Regions from separate parts of the Homo sapiens genome. Here all the other regions are linked to region 1. A link is a contact called in ENCODE Hi-C or POLR2A ChIA-PET data. All regions are on one chromosome and are shown on one strand. Each heading gives the region's core, a stretch centred on a gene start or an enhancer-like site at or near the end of the contact. The rest is flanking DNA. Distances are from core to core; before and after follow the strand shown. Region 1 overlaps PDGFC (platelet derived growth factor C). Region 2 overlaps PDGFC (platelet derived growth factor C). Region 3 overlaps PDGFC (platelet derived growth factor C).

Region 1 (3,878 bases), core at 775-3,274:
GACAGGGTCTCATTATGTTGTCTAGGCTGGCCTCAAACTCTTGGGCTCAAGGGATCCTCCTGCCTCAGCCACCCAACTAGCTAGGAATACCAGCATGTACCACTGCACCCAGCTAAATTTTTAGAAAATTAGGTATACTTATATTTAATGTGAATAACCACAATTAGAGAAAAAAATGTTCAAGAGTACAAATATTGGTTATATGGGGATATTTCAACAGCACAAGTGTAATTTTGACTAGTCGATTGCCTACTCTGTGCATATTTGTGTATGAACATGTATGTTACTCTATTATGTATGTGCGAATTCACTCCTCTGTCTATCCATCCATCACTCAACAGTCATATAGTCCTCTCTATGTATGGAGGAAATACCATGCTAAATATTGGGGATACAAAGATTATTAGATGGGCCCCTGGCCTCTGGAAAGCATTGAATAGTAAAGGGATAGGCATACAAAAAATATAATTCTAAATAGTCATGGGTGTGGTAGGGACCATGCTGCAAAGACATTGCAATCTCTGCCTATAGGACTCACAGAAGGCATCTCTGAGGAGTAATATTTAGCTGAAATCTGAAGGAGAAGTGGAAGTGGGCCAAGTGAAGTGGAGAAAGTTATAGTATTGGTAGTAAATAACTTAATTGATCACATTTTTCAATATTGAGCATGGAATCTTTTGTTTTAAAGAATTGCATGCTCGATATTTTGAAAGCCACCATTAGATAGTTTTTAAGAATATCCAATGAAATGTACCACCGTATGTGCTTGGAACCCATTAGTCATAACTTGGTGATATAAAGTACGTTCTTGACCTATGACAGGACTATTATTGCTGGAGTTGCTGTACCAAAAAATGTGATCATATTTGCCATCTGGTGAAATATACTGTCTCGCCCAGGTTGAGGTCCACAAGTGACTAAATGACCAAAATGACTAAAGCCCTAAGTAGCCCACAATTACTCAGTTGCCTGTAGGTCCACATGGAGAATGGAAAGTTGTGTTTCATCAGATCTCTGAACTGAAGGTCATGGTGGGGGCAGGGAAAGGATGCACAGTGCTTTATCTTTTATTTTCCTTTGTAGTTTGAGGTGCGTAAGTTCTCATATCAACCAAATGGAATGGTATAATGCTAGTGCCATAGTGTCACACAGTTGACAAGGTCTGAGGACATGAAGTTTTTTTTTTTTTTAATGCAATTCCTGTCTTCAAAGAGCTTATTTTTAGAATTGTATTTGCTGTATATTTTAAGACACTTAAATATGTACTTTTCATATTTTAATTCTACTTTATATAAAAATACTTATAATTTTTCAACTTAGTAATTGAAATCAGAGTAAGTAAATTGCTACAAATGGCCAATTGTTGGACCTCAGTTTTGCTTATATGTGTAACAATTAACACAGCTTTTCAGATACATTTTTGAAGTAATGGGCCCTGTTTCTATTTGGTTCTATTAAATTAGTGAAGTAGTACTAGTGGGAAGGTTCTCACACTACCAAGTGGTTTGAGACTCTTGTACTTAATTTTTATTTTTGTTGTCTATAAGATTAATAAAATTGAGAAGTGATGCACGATTGATCCTTGGTGTTTGCAGAGAGGGATATTGAGGCTCAGTGAAATAAATGGGTAGATAAAAATTCTGAATATATGAATATAACTCACGAGATAATAATAGCTTTTATTTAAAAGCTATCCTACCTCTTCTGTCAAGGAGAGAAAAATCTAAGAAATAACATCTGTAACAAAAGAGGAAATGAAGTGAGTGATATAATTGAAACTGTCAAAAACTGCCAAATTTTCTGGTGACACAAGAGACTATCAAAGGATATGGTAGGAATCCTAGATATTAAAGCACTTTGAAGGGGTAATTTTAACAGGATAAAGCAATAAATAAATAGAGAGCAAGAGGAAAATTTTAAAGTGAGAAAAAGAAAGTAAAATAAACCTAGGGCCAAAAAATCTCTGCCTAGGGATATTGCCCAGGATGGTAGATTTAGCCAAGTGGGCACTCGGCCTAGAATTTCTTATTTCCCTTTTCATGCTACAAAATATGAAGTAATAGCCTTAGCAGGACTTATTACAATGATGAAATCACCTAACAATCTGAAATGCTGCTTCCCTTTATGTGAAGATATTTGTTTTGTTTTGCTTCTTGAGAAATGGCAGTCTGTCTTTCTTCTTAATTCCTCGTTCAACAATCCATTTCTGTGAAAAATATAATCCTGTATATTCCATAAACCCCTTGGCATTGGAAATAAGAGTGATGATCTTAGTAGATCATAAGAGTTAGAAAGTTGTTTTCCTACTTTTAACATGTGATAGGAATAAGATTACTTCTATTTCTAATTTCTCAAATTCTAAATTTCTCATAATAGAAGTTAAATTATTTTTCTTTTGTTCAATATCTGAAGTTTCAGAAAATATTAATGTCTGTACTTCACTAAATTTCCATTAAATAGTTTAGTTTCCACAGAATCCCATTCTCTAGTGAAGATTGATTTTCTTAAAATTGCTAAGTAAACTTTAATTTTAAAAAATGTGTATACCCACTTTAGCTAATTCTGCCTCTGGAGTCTGCATTTTTTTGGATATTTTTATGTTGTTTACAGTATTCCAAGTGATTGATTTTATTGATTGGTCATGAATATTCTTAAAGTATATACAAGCTTACTTAGGAAGTAATATATAAATGAAAGTGATGTAAGTAGAATTTTACCTGTTCTATCTGTACGTTAAATATACCATAAGAGCACACACATGCTAATTATATTTCCAGAATACAATTATATATACATGCATATATATACACACACATATACATAATTACATATATACATATGTATACACACATTATTTTTATAATGGTCACTGAAGAAAAGGGAGAAAAAGCAAAAAACCAGTCAAAATTTCTGATAGCTCTTTGAGTCATTCTTGTACCTTAAATTAGAAAACAGAGGTAAATTTCTTTCCTAGAAATCTGGAACACTAATGGAGTTTTCATTAGATAATTAAAACCTCTGCCACTTATTAAGCACGGTCTTGATGCCGGATCTCATCTGTCATTACTTCTTGAAACTGTTCTGATTGGCTCTGTATCTGTTAAGAAGTAAAGGACATAATCTGTATCAGAAGAGTGAGATGGGGCATGTGTCAGGTGTATCCCAAAGTGTGCTTTTGTGTTCTAAACGGTGACCTTTTAAAGTGTGATTTGCGCTGCAAAATGTATAAGAAAAAGGATTTTGTGCTGTTAGAAGGCACTTGTGGTCTGCAGTAGTCAGAGATCTCCAGAGCCAGAGTGCTCCCTCACCCGTCAGCACTTTGGAAGAGTTTTGTGAAAGTGACAGAGTGAGAAAGAGGTATTATATTATATAACATTTCCGGCGGAAGTAGCTTCATTTGCCTCAATGGGACGAGAGCTTCTCCTGATCTTTGGCCTGCATGTTCGGAGGAGAGGCCTTGCAAAGTCCAGGACTCCACTGTTTCACGCATTTGCTTTGCCTCTTAACACTCCCATGTGTACATGTGTGTTTTCTTATTTCCTAATAGCAAATCTTTGAGGACCTCATCATATACTGGTGTTTATAGTTGGTTGCCATGGATTGGATATTACTTGTAGAAAATTATTGTCTTTGGTGATAACAGTGCTGTATTGACCTTGGAAAATAATAAAATTTTCTGGCAAATGTAGTAATGGGTATGTGTGTGTATGTATGTACGTATGTGGGTATTGCGTAAGCATGTAGTCTAAGCTGCATATTTTTTGACATAACAGCACACATCTAACTAAATGTGATTTTGTTCTTAAACAAGAAAAAAAAAACTAAGATTTAAAAAAATGGTCCACAGGACCATTGGATTTAGTTTTTTGTTTTGCTGA
Region 2 (3,878 bases), core at 900-3,399, 60 kb before region 1:
ATAATAGTGCAGGTGTGTAGAAGGCTTTTACATAAAGGTTTTATGACCTGTATGATGTTCACACAACAACAAAATTGCCTAGTGGTGCATTTACTATAACATATCCCATCCTTAAGGGACACGTGAATGTATATACACACACACACATATACACATATTACCAAATGGATACATACATGGTTACCTACAGAAAAATTTAAACTTTGAAATAATACTCTTAGGGAATGTTACCTTTTTAAAAGATATTCTTTAAATTTATATTTGCTATTATGTTGCCTTACCAATATTCACATGTAACATTGCACATTTCACTAAGGGATTTTTTATATTAGCATTTTAGTCAGCACATTTGTTGTCTGTTTACCCTGTGTTATGAGTTAGGTAAAAAGAGATCTTGTTCCTGCTTTAAAGAGATCTCAGTTTAGTGACAGATAAGTAAACCAACCAAAGAGGGTGCATGAACCCCGGTAGCCTGGGTAGGAAGAAGCTTTCACTCTCAGTAGTTAAGGTGATGATGGGATGGAGGACTGTTCAGGAAAGACTGGTCAGAAAAGCTCAGACTTGTCTAAGTATGGAAGGGTGGGAGGAATGAGTTAGGTGGGAAAGGGCATTCGAAACAGAGACGGCAGCGCGTGCCAAGTGCTGAAGCAGCATAGCCTGGCATGAGGAGGTACACAGTAATTTGACTCAGCTGGAATGATGGGTGCAGGGGGCGGATCCTCATTTTCAGACTCACAAGACCTCAAAGCTAAAGAAGGAACATGCTGTTTTTTTGCAGTGGACAAATCCCTGCCATTCTGCTTGCCACTTTCTGGATGAATGCTCAGGCATCTCTTCCTTTCTGATTACATCCCTGGCTGCTTTTCTATGCCACTCCATGGATTACTGCTTCAAGTTTATACCCCCTTCCCATATGATACAGTCACCTCACTTGACACATGTAGGTTCCAGACCAGTGCCCTCCCTTTCTGTAACCTCATGAACTAACAAGGTGTAGATATTTAATACATATTAACCTGGATGATAGCATGTATTAACTCAGAGGAGCTGCTTACTTATAAATAAGTAAAAGAGTTAAAAAATAATCGTCAATGAGTCAATCAAATAAGTTACCACATAGCTTTCCCCCCAATAAACCAACACTTGGACCATTCAACATTTTTTTATTCACTATGCATGCAGCTTTAGCTATGACTAAACTTTTACAAATAAGACTTGCAGGGTTACCATTTAGACGTAACATGCACTAGATTCCATTCATGGAGGAAACCAGTTGGCTGCTGTTGGAGATTGGGCAACCGACAAGATTAGAAAAAAAACCAAAACCAAAACAATGCCTGTTAGCTTCAGATCTCCTTTTAGTTTTGGAGTTTGCTGTATTAAACTGTTCCATTACACTTTGTAGAATTGTGTGGAGTGGAGTTCTGTTGATCTAAGAGCTTAATACCCATGACAAAAAGGTTCAAGTTTTGTATGTGAACTCCTACTTACAGTATTGTCATCATAGACATGAAGAATGTTAAGAAACGCAGTATGGCAATTAAGAGCACTAACCTTGAAGGTGACCCAAATTGGAATCCCAGTTTTAATTCTTGGCCAAATATTTTAACTGTACTAATTCAAAGTTTTCCTGCATGTGTCATGGCAATAATTTCTGTTCTTTTTCATTAACCTTGGGAAATTATTAATATGAAGATTACGTGACATCTTATTTTTGTATGTATCCTAGAAAGTATAAAATGTGATATGAATTAAGTTGGTATTAATAGAAAGGTATAATGTTCAGGGAAAATATCAGACCTGTATGTGAGATTTTGTAATCACCACTGGGTATTTGAGTAGAAGAAAACATGAGAAAAAAATAATAATGTGCATAGTGTTAAGAAATCATGGCTGAGAAGAAGGTAGGCCTCTGTCTGGGCAAGAAAACTAGGTTTTTGAAGATAATAGCTTTGAGTGAAAAATGAGAGATTTGTAATCATCCAGAATAATGGTGTCTGAATTCTTCAGCACGTGGTAGTAGACACACGACGTGTTTGTTGTCTCAGAATTCTGAGGGCAATTCACAAAGAAATTGTTACAAACCATGAATCATTACACAACATTAGAATACCTCAAAAGAGTGAGTAACTCAAAGCTCTTAACAGATCTTGAGAAACTTGAAATAATAGGCATGTTTTTCTTGGGTGAGCAATCTCTCTAATTATGTGAGAGTTGTGTGTGCCCTTTCCTGCTCCACCATATTATGAATGTTTAGTGTAGAGAATTACTGAAGGTTTGCACACCAATTGGTAAAAAATGCAAAAATTACCAGTAGTAAATATACAAGATTGTTTGGGTAGGGGCAGGGACATTGGAGAAAAAATGAAAGACTAAGAAAAAAGTGATGTGAATTTTAGAAAAACACAAAGATTAAGCAAGGTTGAGTGTTTTGAGAGGAAATCAAAGCAACAGGTAAAAGAAACCAGTAACACAGTTAGTTGACTTTTTTAAACTGAGAGATTTCTCAAGAAAGATTTCTTGATAATAGAGTAAGAAAGAAACATCCTGTGATGGGGATGTTCTTTACAGAATATTTTGATCTCCAATTTAATTTTATGTCTGAATTTATAATCAGAAAAGGTCTTGTTTCCTTATGGTTTCATCAAACTAAATTAAATTGTAATTGCTCAGATGGTATAAATATGTGCACAAAGTTGATTATTGAACATTGTATAGTGGCCAGTTGGCTAATTGTAACTCTAAATGACACCATAATATGAAGTTTTGTTTTTATTTATATTGTTCTCTAAATACCAGGGTGAGTATGATGTTTCTGATAAGTGCATAAAGAAAACATGAACTTATAACTGGAGCAATAGGGCAAGGCTGCATCTTTATTACTTAACTCTCCAGTTGTAAAAACAAGTACTACGGTTGACAAGACACCTCTCCATGGGTACCTCCGTAATTGTCATAAATTTAAATTTATTGTAATGTTTTAGACCTGTTTGAACTGTAGTACACAGCCCATTATAACCATGTTTGAATTATATTTATCAATCTTTTTTTTTTTTTTTTTTAAGACGGGGTTTCACTCTGTTGCCCAGGCTGGAGTGCAGTGGCAGGATCTCAGCTCACTGCAGCCTCAACCTCCTGGGCTCAAGCGATTCTCCCACCTCAGCCTCCCAAGTACCTGGGACTGCAGGCACATGCCACCACTCCTGGCTAGTATTTTTTGCAGATTTTCACAGAGACAGATTTTCGCCATGTTGCACTCTTGAGCTCAAGTGTTCGGCCCACCTCAGCCTCCCAAAGTGAGGGGTTATAGGCCTGTGGCACTACACCCAGAAGACAATAAAATATTTTTTAAAAGTGGATTATTTGTAAGGGAGATATCTATTAGAAAGCTTTTTGAACTATTCACGGAATAAGTTTCAATTTTCTATTTTTTCCTACTAGTTTAATATTGAATAAAAATGTATACATTATTCTTCTCCTGGTATCAATCAACCTGGACTCCTACATTTTCTTTGCTAATGATTGATTTCTTTTTTGGAATGATACGATTACTTTTGTGACATTGTCACTTAAACAATTACTAAGAAAAAGTTAAAATATATGACCTCAGGTAGACTCTTAATTTTCATATTTAATGAAAACATGCATAACCAGTTCTTACTCCCCAAAAATATGTAAAATTACAAATGAAAATGGCATGATGACATTAAAATGAGCAGCTTTGTATATTTTCTGCCTTGTTACTAAACAGCAGAGATAAAGGAAGTCTCCTTATCAAGTTAACAGAATTTAAATAATCTATGTAGATAATTATTATAAATTATTTGTTAATGTAAATCAGGTTTTTAGACCTATAGTAAGCTGTGATGCTATGATAT
Region 3 (3,878 bases), core at 536-3,035, 49 kb after region 1:
GTGTTCACCATGTAATTTTGACAAACGCCCCATTTTCTATGGCTGGTAGGTATGCCTCCCCTACCCTGAAGAAGAGAGTACTGTTTGCATTGTCAGCAGTAGGAGAGTTAGTGAGTGCCTTCTGACAGGATAAAATGTACCTGGGAGGGATGAATGGCAGGTTGCAGGAGGCATACTGCATTAACCGAGGCTTGTGAAATCTGTACAAAGCCCTTCCATTGAGTTCCACTGTGAATAATCTATAGAATGTTTAAAATAAAGGCCATTTTTTAAGTTTGAAATTTAAAAGCAGGATATTTTTCTAGAAAAGTAATTGGTATTTTTACTAATACTCTATTGACCATTTGTTGTAGAATGTGTAAATTTCTGTTATTTAATTCAGACAACAATGGCAAAGGCATTGTTTAACAGGGAGACCAGTTAGAAGACTGTTTCACATGTTGGCCTGAATTGTAAAGTGGCAGCAATGGAAGTAGGGAAAATGGTCAGATTCCAGACATAGTATGAAGATTGAGCCAAGATAACTTGATGTGGGATATGGAGTGTAGCACAGAAAAGAGAGGAGCAAAGTACGACTGCAAATTACGGAATTGGCATTTACTGAAATGGTAATAATGTGTTGATAAGAAATAGGAATTTTCTGGTAGTCCGCGTATAAATGATATGCAATGCTTTGAAACTATAGAAGATCACCAAGGGGAAGCATGTAGACAGAAACTAGAAAAGGTCCAAGCAGAGATCCTTGGGACACTCCAGCATGTAAAAAGAAGGTGATAAGGAGGAACCAGCACTCAGAGCTAAGGAGAAGCATCTTGTTAGGTAAAAGAAAATCTGCAGAGCACAGTGTGTGAAAAGCCACTTTCACACACTGATTGGTCAGTTAGTAAGACTGAAAAAACAGACCATTGGATTCAGCCATGTGGGGGGGTCATTGCTGACCTTTGCATACATTCTAATGGCTTCCCCTGAATTAGCTCATTTTTCCCCTCAAAGCAGTTCACTGGGGGATTTTTCTGTTGCCCTCTCAGTTTCAGCTACTTAACACTCTTTTTATACTGTCAAGACATTTTAAAGTAAATAACTCTGTACCCTTATTTCTTACTCCAAAGTAAGGCCTTCCACTCAAGGCACATACAAAGCTAGAATGAAGTTGAGTGTATTATCCAACTATTTAACTTATTGAACATATAATTGACAATGTCTACCAATATAGCCACTATTCCTGAGCTAGATTTCCACAAAACATTCCACGATTTCCCTTAATGGTGGTTGAGTGATACATTGAATAAATATTGTACTGTAGGATAAATTTCTGTAAGAAAGTGTCTTCAAAGATTTTGGGTTTGAGGTATATATTCTTTCATGTTTTGCAGTGAAGGTGTGTTTTTCTTCCAATAGTTCTTAGTTTACATTTTCTTTCATTGGAAGTTCATCACTGTTAGGCGTTATCTTGAGTATTATAACAAAGCAAATCCACAAGTATTCAATATAAGATTAGGAAAAAAATTCCTGCGATACTTTGTTGTCAAACACTTGCCACTGATAGACGTTATTTTAGCTTTTAAGGCCTGTCACATTGTTTATTCAGAGGAATTGTTTTTCAAATTTTAGTAAAAAAAAAAAAAAAAAAAAACCTTAATTTTGGCTTCCCACAGATGCCATTGTGGAAAGCATTCTTAGTACTATGTTATTTAGTCATCCCATGGAATTCTAGTTTTCCACATTGATTATTACTTATAACCCGCAGTTTGACCTAGGAAGTGGGAAACTGTGTATTGACTCTGACTCACCAGCCAACAATGAGCCTGCTCTGTGGTGGAGTTGACTTCTGTGGAGACCTTCAAATCTAAAGTGCTTGCACTAGGGTGAATTTTTTTCTTTAGTTTGTAGACCACCAGTGCTTTAGGTGAGAAGGTGTTGAGAGTAACAGTGTTTTAGTTTGTAAATCTGGTTAGATAGTAATGGTTCTCCAGTTTCATGATGACGGGAAAAGTGAGTCCGTAGCAGTTGTTTCATCTATCAAGTTGGTAAGAAGGTCTACTTAGTAAATAAACATTACTTTTATTTAAGACAACACTTTGGGCAAAATTAGCCATCTCTTTTTTCATATATCCATTCTTCTCAGGAAGACTTCTGCTCTCCGGGGTTTTTCTGAAACCATGAAACTCATGGCCTTTGAAGGCCAGTTGCAGGTTTGAGCCTTAAAATGTATTGCTTTTAAATGCTGGCTCATACGCTTTTCATACTGGACTGTTGCTGTGATGGGTTATATAGATATGTCAAGTTTTATTCAATTGTCATGCTCTTTGAATAAGAACCCCTCAATTTTAAGCCTTGATGTGAATATAATTGGCCACCTTCCCTAGGATTTCTCACTTAAATATATAATCTGCATTACTCACACCATATTAAAACATCTGTTCTTGAGTAGGAATGCAAGCATTTGCTTTTCATTGCCGGCTTAAAAATAATTTAAAAACATGACCCAGATAACTTTTTGAATGAATTCGGATAAGAACATAGGGAAAGGCAAAGAAGCGTGTTTAAATGAATTGTTTCAGGACATTCTTGTGTCTTTACAGAACCTCCCGTGAGTTGTTCCTGGCAGGCATTTGTGTCTGCATGCCCTGTCTGCTGCTTAGGCTCTTTAAAAGTAAGACCTCTGTACAATATATCAGTTTGACATTACATAAATGAGATTGGAGACACCTTTAAGAAGTGATGTTACCCAAGGCTGGACATTTATTGTCTTCTCTTAAACACCTGATCATTTTATAATATTGTTTTATTTTTAACTCCGACAATAAAACCTAATCTGCATTCCTAACCTTTTGTTAGGTATGAATGAATTGAAAACTTTATCAGTTTGAAGTGTACTATATGCAGTTGACTGGGAAAGTTGCAACATAAATCTTTGTAGGCCCTAATAGTTTTGCAACAGTTGCTATGCTACTCAAGGTAAACATTTATATGTGTGTATTTGTCCAAGGAAGATTCATTTTAAGTGTGTTTTTAAAATTGCACTGGCCACAAAAATCCTAATAAAATGACAAGCTATGGTTTTTTAGAGGTAAGTAATGACTGATTGTGAAATTATAAGTAGTTCAGATAGTACTATTCCAAACAGGAAGTCAGCTTTTCTTTTTTCTAAAAAAGGGGAAAGATGTTAACAAGTGCAGAAAATATTTAAGGTAGCCATAATAAAATACAAAACAGTAAAACACTGATTTTTGAAAAGAACAGTGGAAAAGTCAATAAGAAAACTTAACTTTTGCAGCCAAACTTGCTGTCTTGAGCTTGTTCCTATGGCTATGATTTTGTCTGAACTCCTGGGCTGCCAGTTATTTTTCATTAATAAAAATAGAAATATATTTGTTTTTCAGTAATTCTTACATACTAAGTTCACTTTTTTTCTGGTCCACATTCACCAGGATTTGTGTGATACTTGTTTGGTTACTTGTGTGATTCATAATAGCAGATTCTCGTTTTGGCAAGAGAAAACTCTCTTCTATGATGCAGTATACTTGGCTTCTCACAAAGGCAAGCATTTTCTCTTGTTTTGTTAATAGTGCTCACCTCACAGGTTTTTACTTTTGTTCATTTGCCTTATTTTTTATTTTTTTATTTTTTATTTTTTGAGGCAGAGTCTCACTTTATCACCCAGGCTGGAGTGCCATGGCCCAGTCTTGGCTCATTGCAACCTCCGCCTCCTGGGTTCAAGTGATTCTTGTCCCTCAGCCTCCCAAGTAGCTGGGATTATAAGCGTGGCCAACATGCCTGGCTAATTTTTTGTATTTTTAGTAGAGATGGGGTTTCACTATGTTGGCCAGGCTGGTCTTGAACTTCTAAACCTCAAGTGATCCACCCGCCTTGGCTTC

Evidence for each region. Hi-C counts contacts between places; a loop is a spot of excess contacts on that map. ChIA-PET counts read pairs that join two places held with the same protein, here RNA polymerase II (POLR2A). Pooled maps may share reads with other maps.
Region 2: a loop to region 1 is called in a map of MCF 10A, with 4 times the contacts of the local background. The contact joins two enhancer-like sites. A Hi-C loop is called at or near these places in 2 of 168 maps with a recorded cell type or tissue (MCF 10A and psoas muscle) and 1 of 50 pooled maps. POLR2A ChIA-PET finds 5 or more read pairs at or near these places in 4 of 52 experiments (H1, IMR-90, activated CD4-positive, alpha-beta T cell and 1 more).
Region 3: a map of prostate gland shows a loop between it and region 1 (2.1-fold over the local background). The contact joins two enhancer-like sites. A Hi-C loop is called at or near these places in 5 of 168 maps with a recorded cell type or tissue (MCF 10A, ascending aorta, mammary epithelial cell and 2 more) and 4 of 50 pooled maps. POLR2A ChIA-PET finds 5 or more read pairs at or near these places in 4 of 52 experiments (MCF 10A, T-cell, activated B cell and 1 more).

What each region holds. Positions count from the first base shown.
Region 1 is chr4:156,827,562-156,831,439 of GRCh38, reverse strand. All of the region lies in intron 2 of PDGFC (platelet derived growth factor C), which reads left to right. Among named protein-coding and RNA genes, the nearest start is that of PDGFC, 140 kb to the left of the region's middle. Within about 2 kb of position 2,024, at least 4 of the 41 ENCODE cell types and tissues checked have a DNase peak (open chromatin) inside an H3K27ac peak, as active enhancers do.
Region 2 is chr4:156,887,187-156,891,064 of GRCh38, reverse strand. All of the region lies in intron 1 of PDGFC (platelet derived growth factor C), which reads left to right. Among named protein-coding and RNA genes, the nearest start is that of PDGFC, 83 kb to the left of the region's middle. Within about 2 kb of position 2,149, at least 2 of the 41 ENCODE cell types and tissues checked have a DNase peak (open chromatin) inside an H3K27ac peak, as active enhancers do.
Region 3 is chr4:156,777,863-156,781,740 of GRCh38, reverse strand. The region is part of intron 3 of PDGFC (platelet derived growth factor C); the gene reads left to right. Among named protein-coding and RNA genes, the nearest start is that of LINC02272, 140 kb to the right of the region's middle. Within about 2 kb of position 1,785, at least 5 of the 41 ENCODE cell types and tissues checked have a DNase peak (open chromatin) inside an H3K27ac peak, as active enhancers do.